Linked DNA regions of Homo sapiens: region 2 is linked to region 1. A link is an interaction called in ENCODE POLR2A ChIA-PET data of the cell type or tissue named here. Cell type or tissue: Caco-2. All regions are shown on one strand. Links, peaks and the distances in the headings refer to the core of each region. The heading gives the core; the rest is flanking DNA.

The links. ChIA-PET counts read pairs that join two places held together with the same protein. Peaks named below come from ENCODE experiments on the same cell type or tissue, not always from the same donor. Only the 100,000 strongest peaks of a DNase experiment are listed, where the experiment ranks them.
Region 2: POLR2A ChIA-PET joins it to region 1 with 5 read pairs; 5 of 35 experiments call an interaction of 5 or more read pairs at or near these places.

The regions. Positions count from the first base shown.
Region 1 is chr5:177,095,661-177,105,483 of GRCh38, forward strand. It overlaps FGFR4 (fibroblast growth factor receptor 4), which reads left to right. Exons shown (of 18, transcript NM_213647.3): 13 at 1-63; 14 at 397-519; 15 at 627-697; 16 at 944-1,081; 17 at 1,632-1,737; 18 at 1,867-2,484. The coding sequence ends at 2,016. Among named protein-coding and RNA genes, the nearest start is that of FGFR4, 14 kb to the left of the region's middle. In Caco-2, for the core only: no CTCF peak of the experiment used is centred there; DNase peaks (open chromatin) are centred at 591, 1,651, 3,991, 6,490 and 2 weaker places.
Region 2 is chr5:177,033,030-177,043,215 of GRCh38, forward strand. ZNF346 (zinc finger protein 346) reads left to right here. Exons shown (of 7, transcript NM_012279.4): 2 at 8,097-8,200; 3 at 8,749-8,841. Among named protein-coding and RNA genes, the nearest start is that of ZNF346, 15 kb to the left of the region's middle. RefSeq lists a silencer at 5,661-5,710. In Caco-2, for the core only: a CTCF peak has its summit at 9,141; no DNase peak of the experiment used is centred there.

The DNA.
Region 1 (9,823 bases), core at 1-8,000:
CCAGTCCTGGTCTCCTGCGCCTACCAGGTGGCCCGAGGCATGCAGTATCTGGAGTCCCGGAAGGTACAGGCGCTAGGGCTCTGAGCCCCTCTCAGTCTCTCCAGCTCCACTCTCAGGCCTGTGGCATTCAATGTCCCGACTTCTCCCTCTCTGCTCTTTTTCATGACCCCACCTCAGTGTCCCCAGGCATTCACGCTTTCCTGCATTCCCCACTCGTTCCTCACCCTTCCCCAGAGGGGAGAGGGGACGCAGGAGAAGGCACTCCCCGTTTCTAAACCTTGACCTCCTCCTCTGTAAAGTGGGTGGAGGGCCCCTGCCCCCGGGCCTGCTGGGGGGTGGTGTGTGCTCAACTCCAGGCCAGGTGTCCTGAGGCACCCAAGCCCCCGCTCCCTGCAGTGTATCCACCGGGACCTGGCTGCCCGCAATGTGCTGGTGACTGAGGACAATGTGATGAAGATTGCTGACTTTGGGCTGGCCCGCGGCGTCCACCACATTGACTACTATAAGAAAACCAGCAACGTGAGGGAGATGGGGCAGAACTGGATGGGGGTGGAGGGGCACTGGGCCCGGGGTGGCAGGCACGAGGACCTGTGGGACTCTGCACTGAGGCCCTCTCTCCCCTCCAGGGCCGCCTGCCTGTGAAGTGGATGGCGCCCGAGGCCTTGTTTGACCGGGTGTACACACACCAGAGTGACGTGTGAGTCCTGCCGGCGGTCACTGTCCTACCCCACAAAAAGGGCAAGGCACTGCCCAAAGTCACGTGGCCCCAGGAGTCATGCGCTCGAGGGCTCCTTCAGATTTGGTCTGGGACCCGAGTGGGCCCAGACTCCAGGAGGAGCCCATTCCCCAACAGCTGTGGTGGGTCATGTCTGTGGGGTCCCCCGTCCTAGCCCCGGTCGTCGGGAGGGCGCTGAGCCACACTGAGCCCTGGCCCTACCTCCAGGTGGTCTTTTGGGATCCTGCTATGGGAGATCTTCACCCTCGGGGGCTCCCCGTATCCTGGCATCCCGGTGGAGGAGCTGTTCTCGCTGCTGCGGGAGGGACATCGGATGGACCGACCCCCACACTGCCCCCCAGAGCTGTGAGGCCTCACCCTGCCCTCGACCCCACTTTCCAGTCCTCCTCCTCCTCTGCCCTGACCATGGCCTCAGGGTGTGTCCCGGCCAGAAGGACAACACTAACAACAACTCCTCGTCCTCCTCCTCCTCTTCCTCTTCCTCCTCCTCCTCTTCCTCCTCCTCCTCTTCCTCCTCCTCTTCCTCCTCCTCCTCTTCCTCCTCCTCCTCTTCCTCCTTCTCCTCCTGCTCCTCTTCCTCCTCCTTCTCTTCCTCCTCCTCCTCTTCCTCCTCCTCCTCTTCCTCCTCCTCCTCTTCCTCCTTCTCCTCCTGCTCCTCTTCCTCCTCCTTCTCTTCCTCCTCCTTCTCTTCCTCCTCCTCCTCCTGCTCCTCTTCCTCCTCCTCCTCTTCCTCCTCCTCAGCCTAGTGGAGTGTCCTGGCCTGGCTTCTACTGATGACCCTCCTATCCCTCATCAAACTCCCCACCAAACTCCTCCCCACCCAGAGAACCCCCGGTCCTCCCCTTCCTCCTGAAGGCCTGAGGCTCCCTGTGACCCTCCGCCCCACCTCTCGCAGGTACGGGCTGATGCGTGAGTGCTGGCACGCAGCGCCCTCCCAGAGGCCTACCTTCAAGCAGCTGGTGGAGGCGCTGGACAAGGTCCTGCTGGCCGTCTCTGAGGAGGTACAGCCCCTCCCACCCACCACCTCCCTCTGCCTGCTCCCCTCCAGGCCTCATCTGGCCTGACCGCGTGGACATGCGCCCCGTCCCATCCCGGGCGCTGCAGAGGCTGACCAGCTCCGTTCCCCACAGTACCTCGACCTCCGCCTGACCTTCGGACCCTATTCCCCCTCTGGTGGGGACGCCAGCAGCACCTGCTCCTCCAGCGATTCTGTCTTCAGCCACGACCCCCTGCCATTGGGATCCAGCTCCTTCCCCTTCGGGTCTGGGGTGCAGACATGAGCAAGGCTCAAGGCTGTGCAGGCACATAGGCTGGTGGCCTTGGGCCTTGGGGCTCAGCCACAGCCTGACACAGTGCTCGACCTTGATAGCATGGGGCCCCTGGCCCAGAGTTGCTGTGCCGTGTCCAAGGGCCGTGCCCTTGCCCTTGGAGCTGCCGTGCCTGTGTCCTGATGGCCCAAATGTCAGGGTTCTGCTCGGCTTCTTGGACCTTGGCGCTTAGTCCCCATCCCGGGTTTGGCTGAGCCTGGCTGGAGAGCTGCTATGCTAAACCTCCTGCCTCCCAATACCAGCAGGAGGTTCTGGGCCTCTGAACCCCCTTTCCCCACACCTCCCCCTGCTGCTGCTGCCCCAGCGTCTTGACGGGAGCATTGGCCCCTGAGCCCAGAGAAGCTGGAAGCCTGCCGAAAACAGGAGCAAATGGCGTTTTATAAATTATTTTTTTGAAATAAAGCTCTGTGTGCCTGGGTCTTCCCTGAGCAACATGGAGTGGGGTGAGGTGGAGGGATCCCTCCAGCAGAGTTCTGCCTACAGGACACGGACTGAGGGCACTGGACCAGGCCATGGGCTCCGCCACCTCCACTGCCCCAGGAGCCAGTGTGTGCCTATCTGGGTCCGCCTGTCCCACCAGCCCCATCTTGTGTCTGCGACAGTGTGAATGAGTATTAATGGGCTGAGTCCGCATTGCACTATACACGGTGGGACTCCTGTACCCTCTGCACATGTGTGTGTGTGCATGTGTGCCCTGCAGCTGTCCCCAAGGGAGCTGGCAGCCCCCCTCCCCCATCTGCTCAGCATTAACCAAGCTGACCGTTAACACAGCATGAAAATCTGAGAGCCAGCCTTAGGCCGCGGCCCGCTCCCACGCTCTGCCGGCTCAGGCTGGGGGCTTGTGGAGGCCATGCCCGCCCCGCCCTGGCCAGTCTCCCGGGCAGCAGCTGGTTGCCGCCCGCCTGGGCTGCAGCTGTCCCTGCCTGCCTGGTCTTCCACTGAGGAGCCGTCACAGCCCTGTACTCAGAGCTCCTCAGAGTGAGCAGCTTCTCAAGGCTCTGAGCCTGGAACCTCCTTCCCTGGCCCCATCCTGGCACGTACTGCTACTCCCCAGCCCCTGAGCCTTGAGTGGGCCATGGGGGGCCCAGGCATGGTGTCTGACCCAGCACTTGGCACTCTCCTGTCCTTTTCCTTACAGGCCTCAGGCTGGGACAGGACTGCCCAACCAGGACAGCCTTCATGGAGGCCATCGGGATTGCCCCCGTCTGCCCCCAGGGAGTGGTGGCTGAAAATGCATATGCGGTCAGAGGGGTCAGACAGAGGGATTGGAGGCTGGGGCCTCCTTGGAAGACTGAGCGTCAGCTCATGATTGTTTATCCTCACTCTGGGCTCCTCCCAGCTCTCAGCATAGCCTCTCCAGCTGACGGTATCCCACACAGAACTCATCTTACCCCCAGAACTGTACCTCCTCCAGGGCAGGAACCAGGGAGTCACCTGACTACTTCCCTCAAGAACCCTGTTCCAGGCCAGGTGCGGCAGCTCACCCCTGTAATCCCAGCACTTTGGGAGGCCGAGGCGGGCGGATCACCTGAGGTCAAGAATTCGAGACCATTCTGGACAACATGGCAAAACCCTGTCTCTACTAAAAAATACAAAAATTAGCCGGGCATAGTGGGGCACACCTGTAGTCCCAGCTACTCAGGAGGCTGAGGCAGGAGAATCATTTGAATCTGGGAGGCGAGGGTTGCAGTGAACCGAGATCGTGCCAGCCTGGGCTAGGGAGCAAGGCTCTGTCGCAAAAAAAAAAAAAAAACAACCCTATTCCCTCATGCGCTTCCACGGTCCAGCGTGGCTCCTGAGGCCAGCACTGCCACCTCTCTGATAATACTGTCTTTGCCCATGAGTAGGGTGCACCTGTCCCGCCTGCCTCCTGGGGCGTAGGGTTTAGGAGGAAGCACGTGCAGATGCACATAGGCTTGGGGGAGGGTGTGATGCGGAGGCCCATGGGTTGGGCTGCGGTGCTTCCCTGGGAGCCGGTGCTGGGGCTTTTGTGTCCCTGAGTGCCCCCCTCCGAGCCCTAGGTATCCAGCCTCCCTTTTGCTCCCTCCCCTGCAGGTGGCTCCAGAGGTAGCTTCCAAAAGCAGACTGGGTTTATGCTCCCTCCTGCTCTCAAAGACCCCCACTAACTCCCGAAAGCCCCCAGACTGACCAACTTTCTTTTTCCTTCCTTCCTTCCTTCTTTTCTTCCTTCCTTCCTTCCTTCTTCCCTCCCTCTCTCTCTTTCTTTCTTTTTCTCTTTCTTTTCCTTCCTTCCTTTCCTTTCCTTTTGCTCCTTCCCTCCCCTCTCTGTCTTCCTTTCTCTCTTTCTCTCTCTCCTCCCTCCCTCCCTCCCTCCCTTCCTTCCTTCCTCTCTCTCTCTCCCTCTCTTTTTCTCTCTCTTCTTTCTTTCTTTCTCTCTCTTTCTTTCTTTTTCTTTTTTTTTTTTTGAGACAAGGTCTTGATCTGTTGCCCGGATTGGAGTGCAGTAATGCCATGGTCATGGCTCTGCTGCCTCAAACTCCTGGGCTCAAGCAACCCTCCCACCTCAGCCTGCCAAGTGTGTAGGACTACAGGTGCATGCCACCATACATGGATAATTATTTTTTAGTTTTTGTAGAGATGGGGTTTTGCTATGTTGTCCAAGCTGGTCTCAAACTCCTGGCCTCAAGCAATCCTCCCACCTTGGCCTCCCAAGGTTCCCAAGCCACTGGACATTCTGACTGAGCCCCTCTCTCCAATGTATAGCCTCCCATTGGGGGGTCACTGTCCACTGACTGTGTCCGCCTGTCCAGCCAATCACAGGAGAAGCAGATCCCTTGGACCTGACCTTGGGAAGGAGAGGACTGGGAGATTAGAATCGTGTGTGAGGACAGTATTCTAAGGGGATGTGGAACAACAGCCCCATTTTCCAATTTCCCACCATGAGCCTGCTGCGGTGCCAGGCTCAACCAACCACGCTCTCCCCTGCCACAGCCTTGCCAAATAAAGATTGTTCTTCCCATTTAACGATGGAGAAACTGAGGTCCAGGGTCACAAGAATGGGGCTCCAGGAAGGAGCTAGGCTGAACCCCAGGTTCCCAGAAGGCCATGTGCACATTGGAGACCAGACCCAGGTCACTCAGAGTGACAGGGGCAGCTGCTGCCTGGTGGGTCCTGGGGGCCGGGAGGGGCTCAGCTGCCCACCCTGCACCCCCTCCCTGCCAGCGTCCCTGGCAGGCACACGCTTCCTGGGGCCATTCCACATTCCTGATGTCCCATGTCAGAATGACACATATACTGCTAATTCCCCTATGCGAGCTCTGATGCTCCAGCTCTCTGCCCTCCCCTCCCCGCTCCCGGCAGCATGGCAGCAGCTGGGGCCTGGCCTCCCTGGTCTGCCTGGGTTCTAGCCTGTGACAGGGGCCCATAGAAAAAGCACTGAGGCCGGGCCAGGCACAGTGGCTCACGCCTGTAATCCCAGCACTTTGGGAGGCTGAGGTGGATGGATCACGAGGTCAGGAGATCGAGACCATCCCGGCTAACATGGTGAAACCCCGTCTCTACTAAAAATACAAAAAATTAGCCGGGCATGGTGGGTGCCTGTAGTCCCAGCTACTTGGGAGGCTGAGGCAGGAGAATGGCATGAACCCAGGAGGCGGAGCTTGCAGTGAGCGGAGATGGCACCACTGCACTCCAGCCTGGGCGACAGAGCAAGACTCCGGCTCAAGAGAAAAAAAAAAAAAGAAAGAAAAGAAAGCACTGAGGACAGGCACAGTGGCTCACCCCTGAAATCTCAACACTTTGGGAGGCTGAGGCAGGCGGATCACCCGAGGTCAGGAGTTCGAGACCAGCCTGGCCAACATGGTGAAACCCTGACTCTACTGAAAATACAAAAATTAGCCGGGCGTGGTGGCGGGCACCTGTAGTCTCAGCTACTTGGGTGGCTGAGGCAGGAGAATCGCTTGAACCTGGGAAGTGGAGGTTGCAGTGACCCAAGATTGCACCACTGTGCTCCAGCCTGGGTGACAGAGGGAGACTCCGTCCCAAAAGAAAAAAAAAGAAGGCCGGGAGAGGTGGCTCATGCCTGTAATCCCAGCCTTTGGGTAGCCGAGCCGGCCGGATCACCTAAAGTCAAGAGTTCCAGACCAGCCTGCCCAACATGGTGAAACCCTGTCTCTACTAAAAATACAAAAATTAGCCGGGCGTGGTGGTGGGCGCCTGTAATCCCAGCTACTTGGGAGGCTGACACAGAAGAATCACTTGAATCCGGGAGGCGGAGGTTGCAGTGAGCCGAGATTGAGCCACTGCACTCCAGCCTGGGCAACAAGAGCGAAACTCCATCTCAAAAAAGAAAAGAAAAAGCACTGAGCCCACCTCTGCACTCTGCCTCTTGCTGGCTTTGTACATAAGGCAGGGTTCTGGTGGCATCAAGACAGTGACTCTGACTTGGGAAGCCCTAGCCAAGGGATGGAGGCTGCTGGCTGGGGAGTCAGCACCTGGGAGGGAGGGGGAGGCGCACGGTGGAGGGGAGGGGCTGCAGGCTGAGTAGCCTCCATTTGAGATGCTTGGGACCAGAAGTGTTTCAGATTTCAGATTTTTCAGAGTTTGTAATCTTAGAAACAGGACCTACATCTAAACACAAAATTCATGTTTCATATACAAAATGTTTCTAATTCAAAATTTATGTTTCACATACACCTTGTATACATAACCTAAAGGTAATTTTATACAATATTTTAAATAATTTTGAGCATGAAACAAAGTTTGTGTATACCGAACCATCAGCACAGTAGGGGGCCGGGCGTGGCGGCTCACACCTATAATCCCAGCACTTTGGGAGGCCAAAGCCGGTGAATCACCTGAGCTCAGGGGTTCAAGACCAGCCTGAGCAAAATGGTGAAACCCCCATCTCTACAAAAAAATACAAAAATTGGCCAGCCAGGCACAGTGGCTCACGCCTGTAATCCCAGCAGTTTGGTAGGCCGAGGCAGGTGGATCACCTGAGGTCAGGAGTTTGAGACGAACCCAGCCAACATGGTGAAAACCCATCTCTACTAAAAATACAAAAATTAGCTGGGCATGGTGGCGCGCCCCTGTAATCCTAGCTACTTGGGAGGCTGAGGTGGAAGAATTGCTTGAACCCAGGAGGTAGAGGCTGCAGTGAGCGGAGATCACACCATTGCACTCCAGCCTGGGTGACAGAGAGAGACTCCATCTCAAAAAAAAAACAAAAACAAAAACAAAAATTAGCCGAGCATGGTGGTGGTTGCCTGTAATTCCAGCTACTCGGGAGGCTGAGGCAGGAACATTGATTGAGCCAGGAGGTTGCACTGAGCCAAGACTGCGCCATTGCACTCAGCCTGGGTGACAGAGTGAGAGCTTGTCTCAAAAAAAAAAAAAAAAGCCAGGTACGGTGGCTCATGCCTGTGATCCTAGCACTTTGGGAGGCTGAGACAGGAGGATCACTTGAGCCCAGGAGTTTGAGACCAGCCTGGACAACGTGGCAAAACCCCATCTCCACAAAAAATAAAAAAGTAGCCGGGTGTGGTGGTGCACACTTGTAGTCTCAGCTACTTGGGAGGCTGAGGGAGGATCATTTGAGCCGAGGAGTTCGAGGCTGCAGTAAGCTATGATTGCTCCACTGCACTCCAGCCTGGACAATAGAGAAAGACTCCGTCTCAAAAAAAAAAAAAGAAAGAAAGAAAGAAAAGAAACGAAAAGCAAATATGTCAGGTGTGGAATTTTCCACTGTGGCATCATGTCAGTGCTCAAAAAGTTTCAGATTTTGGACCATTTCAGGTTTCAGATTTTTGAATTAGGGATGCTCAACCTGTATGACCAAAATTACTCTCTCTGAGCCTCCTTTTTCCAACCAGTCACATAGGAATGATGACACCCACCTCAGAGCATGGTTTCTACTGCTCTGTAAACAACAGCTGTTGCTGCACAGAGATCAGGAAGGAATGGCTTCCAGGGGTGGATTACTGTGCAGGTGCCATGATCTCATTTCCTTCTCCTGGCAGCCCTTCCACAAAGGCATTCTTGCCCCATTTTCCAGATGTGGACACTGAGGCTCTGAAGGTGGAAGTGACTGGCCCAGGGTCACAGGGGGGGAAAGTGAGAAAGTTGTTGCTCAGGGCCAGGTGCGCTGCCTGTCCCACGGAAGAGCCCACTCCCACAGCCTAGTCAGCCCGGCAGTTCTGAGGGTCAGGAGAGGCTCTGGGTGTGCATGAAGCAGGGGATGTCTGTGACTGAGATGTGCACACACAGGGGTGGATGGACAGTCACCACACCCAAGCACAGAGGTGCCTGTCTCAGTGCTCCTGCCTCCAGCCCCATGGCATTCGGTCCCTGCCCCTTCAGTCCCCTCCCATGGGCCACTCCTTCCTGGGGACACTCTTCCTACCACCTCCCGGGGACACACTTCCTACCGCCTCCCACGTGGCTGAGACCCACTTGCCCTTCAGATGTCACTCAAGCCTCAATTCTTGGGCAGCCTCCTCAGGTCCTCCATTCCAGGTCGGCTTCCAGGCTGGGCCCCATTCACAGGCTCTGGCGGCTGTCTCTGTAGTAGAGGGATGCTCTGAATAGTCTCCTTCCCCCAGACTGTGAGCACCAAGACGCAAGTTCTGCTTTGGTTGTGTTTTGTTGTTGTTTTTGTTTTTGTTTTTTGAGACGGAGTTTCACTCTTGTCACCCAGGCTGGAGTGCAATGGCATGATCTTGGCTCACTACAACCTCCGCCTCCCAGGTTCAAGCGATTCTTCTGCGTCAGCCTCCCAAGTAGCTGGGATTACAGGCATGCACCACCATGCCTGGGAGACGAGGTTTCTCCACGTTGGTCAGGCTGGTCTCGAACTCACAACCTCAGGTGATCTGCCCTCCTCGGCCTCCCAAAGTGTTGGGATTACAGGCGTGAGCCACCGCACCTGGCTTGGTTGTGTTTTTTAAATCAGTAGCTCTGAAGATGTAGCAGATGTCAGAGTTATCTAGTGGGCTTGTATGCTGGACACCCTACCCCCCAGAATTGTGTATTTAGTGGGTCTGGGGTGGAATCTGGGAATTTGCATTGCTACCCAGATGCTGCTGATCTGGGGAAGGAGTGGGGGTCACACTTTGAGAACTATCGTTTAGTTTAGTTTTGTTTTTTGAGATAAAGTCTCAGATTCTCTCGGCTCAGCCTCCCGAGTAGCTGGGATTACAGGCGTGCGCTACCACGCCCAGCTAATTTTTGAATTTTTAGTAAAGACAGGGCTCCACTGTGTTGGCCAGGCTGGTCTCGAACTCCTGACCTCAAGTAATCTGCCTGCCTCGGCTTTAGTTTTGTTTTGTTTTGAGACAGAGTCTCACTCTGTTGCCCAGGCTGGAGTGCAGTGGCGCAATCTCAGCTCACTGAAACCTCTGCCTCCTGGTTTCAAGCGATTCTCCTGCCTCAGCCTCCCAAGTAGCTGGGATTACAGGTGTGTGCCACCATGTCTGGCTAAATTTTGTATTTTTAGTAGAGATGGGGTTTCACCATGTTGGCCAGGCTGGTCTCAAACTCCTGACCTCAGGTGATCCACCCGCCTCGGCCTCCTAAAGTGCTGGGATCACAGGCATGAGCCACCTTGCCTGGCCGAGAACCACAGTTTTAAAGAAGTCAATAAATGTACCTAGTTTCAACAATTAAAAAGCAATTCCAATGGTACAGAAAGGTTTTCACTGAAAAGCAACTCCCCCCACCCCCTGCTCTCACTGTCTCCCTCCCCAGCAGAAACCGCCATCATTTCCTGGGTCTCCTTGCACGGCCCCCATCGCATGCT
Region 2 (10,186 bases), core at 1,156-9,155, 61 kb before region 1:
CATCCATGGGTAGATTATACCCAACCTCCCTTTCCTATGATTGTTTGAGGGGTTTTTGCTTTTGAGATGGGGGATCTTGCTCTGTCACCCAGCTGAAGTGCAGTGGCGCAATTATGGCTCACCAGAGCCTCGAACTGCTAGACTCAAGTGATTTCCCCCATGTCAGCTTCCCTAGTAACCAGCACTACAGGCGTGTGCCACCACACCTGGATAATTTTTTAATTTTTTTTGTAAAGATGAGGTCTCACTTTGCTGCCTGTGTTGGTCTCAAACTCCTGGCATCAAGCAATCCTCTAGCCTCAGTCTCCCAGAGTGTCAGATTACAGGCGTGGGCCACTGACCCAGCCCTAGGATCTTTTATTTTCTGCTTTCTGACTATAGCTATACCTAAAAACCCTTTGCCTCCTAATAAGCTGGGTAGTAAATAGGTTTCATCTTCCTAAGGATCACCTTCAGTCAGTTGACGAATTTTTTTGTTTTGTTTTGTTTTGTTTTTGTTTTTGTTTTGTTTTGAGATGGAGTCTCACTCTGTAGCCCAGGCTGGAGTGCAGTGGCATGATCTCTGCTCACTGCAAGCTCCGCCTCCTGGGTTCACGCCGTTCTCCTGCCTCAGCCTCCTGAGTGGCTGGGACTACAGGCACCCGCCACCACACATGGCTAATTTTTTGTATTTTTAGTAGAGATGGGGTTTCACCATGTTAGCCAGGATGGTCTCGATCTCCTGACCTCGTGATCCACCCACCTCGACCTTCCAAAGTGCTAGGATTACAGGCGTGAGCCACCGCACCTGGCCCAGTTGATGAATTTATACAGAGCTCAATTGTAGATTCTAAGGTCACATGTAGGCCTAAGGAATAGCAAGTCATTTTTGAGACAGGGTCTCACTCCCTCACCAAGGCTGGAGCATAGCAGTGCAATCCTGGCTCATTGTAGCCTCGAGCTCCCAAACTCAGGTGATCCTCCCACGTCAGCCACTTGAGTAGCAGGGATAACAAGTGTGCACCACCATACCCAGCTAATTTTTTGTAGTTTTTTATAGAGATGGGGTTTCACCATGTTGTCTAAGCTGGTCTCGAACTCCTGGCTCAAATGATCCTCCCACCTCAGCCTCCTGAATAGCTGGGACTACAAGTGCATGCAGGCTACCACACCTGGCTTAAATTTCCTTTCTTTCTTTTTTTTTTTTTTAATTTTGAGACAAGGTCTTGCAGTGTCACCCAGGATGGAGGCTGAAGTGCAGTGGTGTGATCACAGCTCACTTCACTGCAGCCTTGACCTCCTGGGCTCAAGTTCAAACGATCCTCCCACCTCAGCCTACCAAGTAGCTGGGACTGTAGGTGTGCACCACGACACTCAGCTAATCTTTTTTGGTTTTTTGTAAAGACAGGGTCCCACTATGTTGCCCAGGCTGGTTCTTGAACTCCTGGGCTCAAGCGGTCCTTCCACCTCAGCCTCCCAAAGTGCTGGGATTATAGGCATGAACCATCACACCCAACCCTTAAATTTGTTAAGTTTATTAATTATCTTGCTGTCCCACAAAAGTTCTCTGTGTTCCTACTTCATCGACCCTGTGAAAAGCAGCCCTGTGCTTCATACTCTAGATGGCATCTCTCAGCCTCTGCCCCATACATCTTTTACTTGGCTATCATGTGGATATAAATTAAATCCTGTGAATACGTAACATCTCATAGGATGTAGAATGCAGAAATGCAGTAAAGACCATACTTCTGTGCCTCTTGGCTATTGTTGCTGTCAAAAAAGGTCATGGAACTACATCAGTTTTCCAGCATCCGTTGTCCAGCTTCATAGGTTGAGAGAGAAGTTGTTACAGTCAAAGCATCTTGCTTCCAGCAGAGCTGTGAAGGAGCCTCAGAGACTGTAGGTCACCTATTGGAACATGTATGCATTATTCCTGGAGATGTTTCTGGAGGCCCAACCTAGTATCATACTTTCAGCCTCTCTAGTGATTTTCTTTTTCTTTTCTTTTCTTTTCTTTTTTTTTTTTGAGATGGAGTCTTACTCTGTCGCCCAGGCTCAAGTGTAGTGGCACGATCTTGGCTCACTGCAACCTCCACCTCCTGGGTTCAAGTGATTCTTGTGCCTCAGCCTCCCAAGTAGCTGGGATTATAGGCACATAGCACCATGCCTGCCTAATTTTTTTATTTTTGGTGGAGACGGGGGTTTGCCATGTTGGCGAGGCTGGTCTCAAACTCCTGGCCTCAAGCAATCTACCTGCCTTGGCCTTCCCAAGTGTTGGGATTACAGGCTGAGCCACCACGCCCTGCCTCTCCAGTGAATGAATGAAAAGCACCTCATTTTCCATATCAAATCTTTTGCACCCTGGAGAGATAGTTGGTAGTTGGATTAAAGTTGTGTGCAGATATCATGGCAAAAAGGATGTGTAGTCAGGCTGCCATCTCAGAATTTTGACAATTTTTTTTTTTTTTTGAGACAGAGTTTTACTCCTGTTGCCCAGGCTGGAGTGCAATGGCGCAATCTTGGCTGACTGCAGCCTCCGCCTCCCGGGTTCAAGCAGTTCTCCTGTCTCAGCCTCCCGAGTAACTGGAATTACAAGTGCCTTACCATCACACCCGGCTAATTGACTTTTTTTTTTTTTTTTTTTTTTGAGACAGTTTCACTGTGTCGCGCAGGCTGGAGTGCAGTGGCATGATCTCGGCTCACTGCAACCTCCGCCTCCTGGGTTCAATCGATTCTCCTGCCTCAGCCTCCCAAGTAGCTGGGACACAGGCACCTGCCACCATGCCCTGGGGCTAAACTTTTTTGTATTTTTAGTAGAGACAGGGTTTCACTATGTTGGCCAGGCTGGTCTTGAACTCCTGGCCTCGTGATCCGCCCGCCTCTGCCTCCCAAAGTGCTGGTATTACAGGCGTGAGCTACCGCACCCGGCCTAATTGACAATTTTATCCAAGTTTTTTTTTTTTTTCCCTCTGTGGGCCTTAGCTTCCTCCAACCTCATAAACCTCTCAGTTTTTGTGGGCCAGGAATTTGGGAAAGGCTTGGCTGGATAGTTCTGATTCAGGGTCTCTTATGCAGTTGCAGTCAGATGGTGGCTCAAGTTGAAACAGCAGGGAAATGGAGCATCTGGGAGCTAGAGCTGAAACAACAGCGGGGTGGAGCCTCTGGGGGCTGGCCAGACATCTCTCTTTTCATGTGGTGTCAGGAACTCTCCATGTGGTCTTGATGCATGAAATAGTCTGGGGTTTCTCACAGCTTGGTGGCCTCAGAGCAGTCAGACTGCTTACATGGTGGGCAAAGGCTTTAAAAGCAAACATTCCCAATTTGGTTCCCTTTTATAATTTCTACTTTAATGTGTTTATGTTGCTTAGTGGTCAGATTAACTAGGGATTCAACAAGATCTTGTTCTAAACACCTGGAGCCTATAAGCCCTTGATTTTGTATTGTTGGATCTGTGTGTTGGTAGGGAAGCATAATCAAAGTTCAAGTCATTTTGAGATCTACCCTTCCCACGAGGTCCTTTTGCATCTCTTTTGTGTGTGTACGCAGCCTCAGGGTGGCCATGAGTATGTGGCTAACTTGGGCCCTCTCAGGTCTCCGCTGTCACACAGTCTCAGCCAGGAACACACTTGCCCCAACCATGAGCACACCTCCGGCCAGTGAAGCCTTTCACTCTTCCTGCTTACTGCCTTGGAGATCATCATTTCCATCAACAATATTGCTACATGTAAAGGAAATCAAGTGATTTCCTTCCTTCTGTATGGAAGCTATTTGTTTTCATGGCTAGCACCTTCTTGCCAGAGTTTCTACACCGATTGCAGGAAGGGCTGAGAGCAGCCTCACCTGAGCCTGGGAAATTGAGGCTACAGTGAGCTGACATTATGCCACTGCACTCCAGTGTGGGCACTGCAGCCTGGGAAACCCTGAGGTTTTGTTTGTTTGTTTGTTTTTCCCCATCTGGGGAAAAAAAAAAGCCGCTGATTCCTACTGTTCTTACCTGAAGTTCAGCAGTTTTGCAAGCACAAAATTGCTCTCGGATTGTTAAGTCCCTTTGGTTAACTTCCAGAGTGCTGAAGTGGTTGGTTTTGTCAGTTTTGTCCGGTTTTGTCAGTTTTGTCCTGTTTTATTGTTGCTTCTGCAGGAGATCTCCTCACTCTGCCTTGGCCAGAAGTTCCACCCTGTACTCACTTTGTTTTATATTCAACTTCGCTTCCTCTGCCTGACTTCAAAATTGGGAGGGTCCCAAGGCTCAGTCTCTGAACCTCTTTCCTTCTTCATCTACGCTAGGCAATCTCTTCCAGCCCCACAGTGTTCAATATGATTGATATACCAATGATTCCCCATTTATATCTCCAGCTCTGACCTCCCCCTTGAGCTTCAAGTGACTGACAGATCTGAATCTCCAACTCATCTCCACCTATATATCTGATAGACTACTCACACTCACATAACGAAAAGTCTTTAATTTTTCCTCCAAGGCTATCTTCCCCTAGTTCTAATCTATTCACTTGTTCAAGTTCAAAACCTAGGAGTTATCCTTGACTCCTTTCCTTCCTTCACTCCCACCCCCACATCCAGTCTAAGAAATCAGATGTCAAACCTATTGCCGGAACATAATTCCAAATTCATTCACTTTTCTCCATCTCCACTGACAACCTGCCTAGTCCAAGCTTCCATCATCTATTCTCTGAAGACTACAGCAGCCTTCTCCTTGTTCTTTCTGCTTCCATTCTTGTCCCCATACAGTCTGTTGACAACAACTGTCAGAGTAATCTTTTCAAGGGCAAACCAGATCTTGTCACCTCTCATTACACTAACAATAAAATCCGTAGTTCATACTGTGGCTTATGGAGCCTTATATTCATTCAACATCATCTACTAGGCCTCATGCTGTCTCTCCAACTTAATTTCCTACCATTCTTCTCTCATTCACCATATTCCAGGCATAGTGGGCTTCTCTCCATTCTTTGAACATGGAATATGCCAAACTCATCCCTGCCTCACAGACTTAATACTGTTTCAGGTTGGAACACTCTTTTCCTGTAAGCCTTGTGGCTGACACTTCCCCATGATGATTTTTTTTTTTTTTTTTAAATTTTCAGAGTCAAAGTCTTTCTCTGTTGCCTAGGCTGGAGTGCAGTGGCACATTCACGGCTCACTGAAGCTTCAAACTTCTAGGCTCAAGGGATTCTCCCACCTCAGCCTCCTGAATAGCTAAGACTACAGGCATGCGCCACCATGCCCAACTACGTTTTTTTTTTTTGTGTGTGTGTGTTTTTTAATTTTTGTAGAGATGTGGCTCTCCCTGTGTTGCCCAGGACAGTCTGAAACTTCTGGGCTGAAGCAATCCTCTTGCCTCAGCCTGTTGAGTTTCTGGGATTATAGGTGTGAGCCACCACAACCGGCCCTGTGATGGTCTTTACTAACTCTCCTGCCCCGTCATTCTCTACCCCGTACTCTGCTTGTTTTCATAGCATTTCTAATTCTCTGTCATTGTCTTGCTTATTTTTTACTTTATACCCCATCTTCTTTGTTGGTATGGCCCCCAGCACTAAGTGCAGTGTTGACACAAAGCACGTATTATAAATATATTTGTGTGGACTATGTGAATGTACTCTCTAAGGCCAGAGAGTGCATTCCAGCAGAGAGGTACATTTATTTAGCAGGTGCTTACCTGCCCTTGCTGTGGGTTTGGGAGTCTGATTCTGAATATGCTTGAAACCTCATCTCTTGAACAAAACAAAATCCACAATCTCCAGGTGAGGAAGTGATGACTGAACTCTGACCCCTGGGTATTACCTTCCCCATGTGGGTTTCTTATTGTGAGAAGCCTCTGACCCTCTTTTTTTTCTTCTTTTTTCTTCTTCTTCTTGTGTGTGTGTGTGTGTGTGTGTGTGTGTGTGTGTGTGTCCGAGTTTTGCTGTTGCTCAGGCTGGAGTGCAATGGCACAATCTCGGCTCACTGCAACCTCTGCCTCCCAGGTTCAAGTGATTGTCCTGCCTCTGTCTCCCAAGTAGCAGGGATTACAGGCATGCTTCACCACACCCGGCTAGTTTTGTATTTTTAGTAGAGATGGGGTTTTACCATGTTGGCCAGGCTGGTCTCAAACTCCTGACCTCAGATGATCCACCCACCTTGGCCTCCCAAAGTGCTAAGATTACAGGCATTACCAATCGTGCCTGGCCACCTCTGACCCTCTTTTAAAAGTTCTGGGCCAATTTTGTTTATAGAGTCATTTCTCTTGGTTTTTCAGAGCATAGCTAAGACAGGCAAGGTCTTTCACAAAAATTTACCATTTAAAAGAAAAATGCAGAAATAAAAAGAGATCATTAGGGGCAGAAATACAGCCCTTCTGCCTAAAAGGGCTGACATAGGTAAGCTTTAGATTTTGTGGATTAAGGAGAGACATCTTAAAAGCTCCCCACCAAGAACCTCTTCCAGGGCATCGACTTTTTTTTTTTTAAGACAGGGGCTTGCTCTGTTATCCAGGCTGGAGTACAGTGGCACTAACATGGCTTGCCATAGCCTTGACCTCCTGAGCTCAAGCAATCCTTCTGTCTCTGTCTCAGCCTTAGCCTCCCATGAAGCTGGAACCACAGGCATGTGCCACCACCCCCGGCTAGTTTTTGGTTTGTTGGTGTGTTTGTTTCTATGTAGAGACAGAGTCTCACCATCTTGCCCAGGCTGGTCTCAAACTCCTGGGCTCAACCCATCCTCCCACCTCAGCCTCCCAAAATGCTGGGATTACAGGTGTGAGCCACTGTGCCTAGCCTTGACCACTTTTTGGCTGAGACCAGGAGATTAAAAATGTGGGCCTGCCCTCCTCTCCCAGTTTTAGACTCTGCCTCTGCCTCTGCCTCACATTGCCAGCGCCATGATAGAACTCATGCCTTGGCCGGGCGCGGTGGCTCACGCCTGTAATCCCAGCACTTTGGAAGGCCAAGGTGGGTGGATCACGAGGTCAGGAGATCGAGACCATCCTGGCTAACACGATGAAACCCCGTCTCTACTAAAAATACAAAAAAATTAGTTGGGCGTGGTGGTGGGTGCCTGTAATCCCAACTACTCGGGAGGCTGAGGCAGGAGAATGGTGTGAACTTGGGAGGCGGAGCTTGCAGTGAGCCGACATCATGCCACTGCACTCCAGCCTGGGTGACAGAGCGAGACTCCCTCTCAAAAAAAAAAAAAACAAACAAAAATGAACTTATGCCTTGGGAGAGATTTTACCTCCTCTTCTCTTCTCAAAAAGGTAAGACTGTTCTCCAGGCACAATAATTTAAGCACAGGTTAATACCATGTTTCATATAGTGTGGCACTTATATAATACGTTATGTGATTTTATTTTATTTATTTATTTAGAGACAGAGTCTAGCTCTGTCACCCAAGTTGGAGTTAGTGGCACAACCTCAGCTCACTACAACCTCTGCCTCCTGGGTTCAAACAATTCTCCTGCCTCAGCCTCCCGAGTAGCTGGGATTATAGGTGCCTGCCACCACACCTGGCTAATTTTTGTATTTTTAGTAGAGACAGGGTTTCACCATGTTGGCCAGGCTGGTCTCGAACTCCTGATCTCAGGTGATCTGCCCACCTCGGCCTCCCAAAGTGCTAGGATTACAGGCGTGAGCCACCACGCCCCACCCTGTTATGTGATTTTAAATGTTTCAAAGTCAGATCAAGAACAATGAGAAAAGTATTCCTTTTTCGAGTCTTTCAGTCCTCCTGATTCTATCTGGGAAGAAGTTTCAGTTGGGTGCTACCATATCTTAAAACCTCTCAGCACAGTTGCTGTTCTCTTCTTCCTGGGGAATGCTCCAAGCCTCATTTTTATCATATTTATTTTTATTGGTATCTGCTTAAGTTTATGATCTAAAGATTCCTTTTTAAAAGAAGTTCCTAAGTAAAGAAAGTTGGCATACATAAAATTATAAAATAAGTAATAGTGTAGGTGGTGTGAGAACACAGCATGAGTCACGGTGGCAGTAGGAAAGGCTGGCTGAGGTCTGCCAGTGTCCTAGTATGGCATCCCATCATTCAGTGCCTGTGTTTGAGGCAGGGTTCAAAGGCAGTGCTGTTGAGGTAGTGTTTGTCAACTCAATGATTTCTTGTTTTCCCCTCTATAGTGGAGCACATGATCCAGAAGAACCAATGTCTCTTCACCAACACCCAGTGTAAGGTTTGCTGCGCCTTGCTTATTTCTGAGTCCCAGAAGCTGGCACATTACCAGGTATGCCATCATACTTTTAGAACTGCGTTTCTTTTCAGACCTGGTGCCAAACCACTAATTCTCTCTGGCTTGCATGGTGAAGTGTAATTGCTGCTTAGCCACCCAGATGTTGCCTCCATGCATGTTGGCTTGTGACTTGAAGATTGACTTAATCTCCTTGAGTCTCATCTCCCCCATCCAAATCAGGATCATTATATGTGTATCTTCCCTTGCAGCTTGGCATAGCATAAAGTATGAGCTTTGGCTTTAAATAGATCTGACTTTAAATCAAAACTCTGCTACTCATCTTGAGCAAGAAACTTCATCATTTTTAGATGTAGTTTCCTCATCCATAAAATAGAAATGGTCATAATTTTCTCATAGATTGTGAAGATTAAATTTGGTAGCTGTAAAATGCCTTGCACAGAGCAGGAACTCAAACTTCCCTCACCTCCTCCTCAAAACTTTTTGTGAGGATGAATCAGATGAAAATCTCATAAGTGTTTTTGAGTGCCTTAAGTATGAAGTAGCATTTGGCTATCTTTGATCTTTCTCCTGGGTTTTTGCAGAGCAAAAAACATGCCAACAAAGTGAAGAGATACCTAGCAATCCATGGAATGGAGACATTAAAGGGGGAAACGAAGAAGCTAGACTCAGATCAGGTAATACAGCTGCCATATTGAGCCCACTTGCTTCATGATGAAGCCAGCCAGCAGGTTGGTGTGGTGAACAAGTCAGACTGTCTTGGCTTCAAATCCTGGCCCTGTTGTGTGACTCGGGCAAGTCTATTACTTCACAAAGCCTTGATTTCTTCCTCTATAAAAATGAGGATGGTAATATCAACTACCTTTCAGGATTTTTTAGAACTAAAATTGAGGGCAGATTTATAAAAAGCACCCAATTCAGAGCCTGGCACATAGTAGGGACTCAGTAATGGAGCTGGTATTACATATTACCGCCTAGTGGTTTGTTAGAGCAAGACAAGAGAAAATGGAAAGAAGCCAGGCTGCTTGCTTTCTTGAGGGCCAAGGAAAAGAACTAAGTTCAGCACTTGAATGTTTTGCATAAATAAGCAGAAGGAACACCTTTCCAAATGTCTGCTGTGATTGAGAGGTGATCACATGTGCTTTTTGGCTCAGAAATAATATGAGCATTATGCTGAAGCAACCCCCAATCCCTCAGGAGTACCATCTCATCATGGGAAGAGAAGTTAAGCAGACTAGGGCTCAAAGCTGGCTGTGTGTCTTACTGATCGGGTGAGTTTGGCCAAGTCACTTAACCTCTGTGAACTTCCCCCATAAAGTAGAGATAATGCCTACTTCTTAAGGGTATTGTGAGGTAAAATTTCAATTCCTAGTAGATGCTCAATAAATAAGAGTTTACTCTATAGACTGCTACCTCCTATTATAGTAGCCACAGGTCAGGAAGGTCCTTGTTTATCTCTTCTCAAAATTTACTGGACTCATCCCCTGGTTTCCCTTATTATTTATTTATTTATCCCTGGTTTCCCTCCTTTCTATTTCTCTATCTGTCTATTTGTGAGACAGGACCTGGCTCTGTTACCCAGGCTGGAGTGCAGTGGTGCAGTCACGGCTCACTGCAGCCTCAACCTCCCAAGCTCAAGTGATCCTCCCACTTCAACCTCCCAAGTAGCTAGGACTACAGGCACACACCACCACGCCTGGCTAACTGGAGTGCAGTGGCACGATCTCAGCTCACTGCAACCTCCACCTCCTGGGTTCAGGCGATTCCCCTGCCTCAGCCTCTGAAGTAGCTGGGACTACAGGCACGCGCCACCACACCCAGCTAATTTTTGTATTTTTAGTAGAGATAGGGTTTCACCAGGTTGGCCAGGCTGGTCTCAAACCTCTGATCTCAAGTGATCTGCCTGCCTCAGCCTCCCAAAGTGCTGGGATTACAAGTGTGAGCCACTGCGCCCAGCCGCCTGGCTGATTTTTTAAAAAATTTTTCGTAGAGACAGGGTCTCGCTTTGTTGCCCAGGCTGGT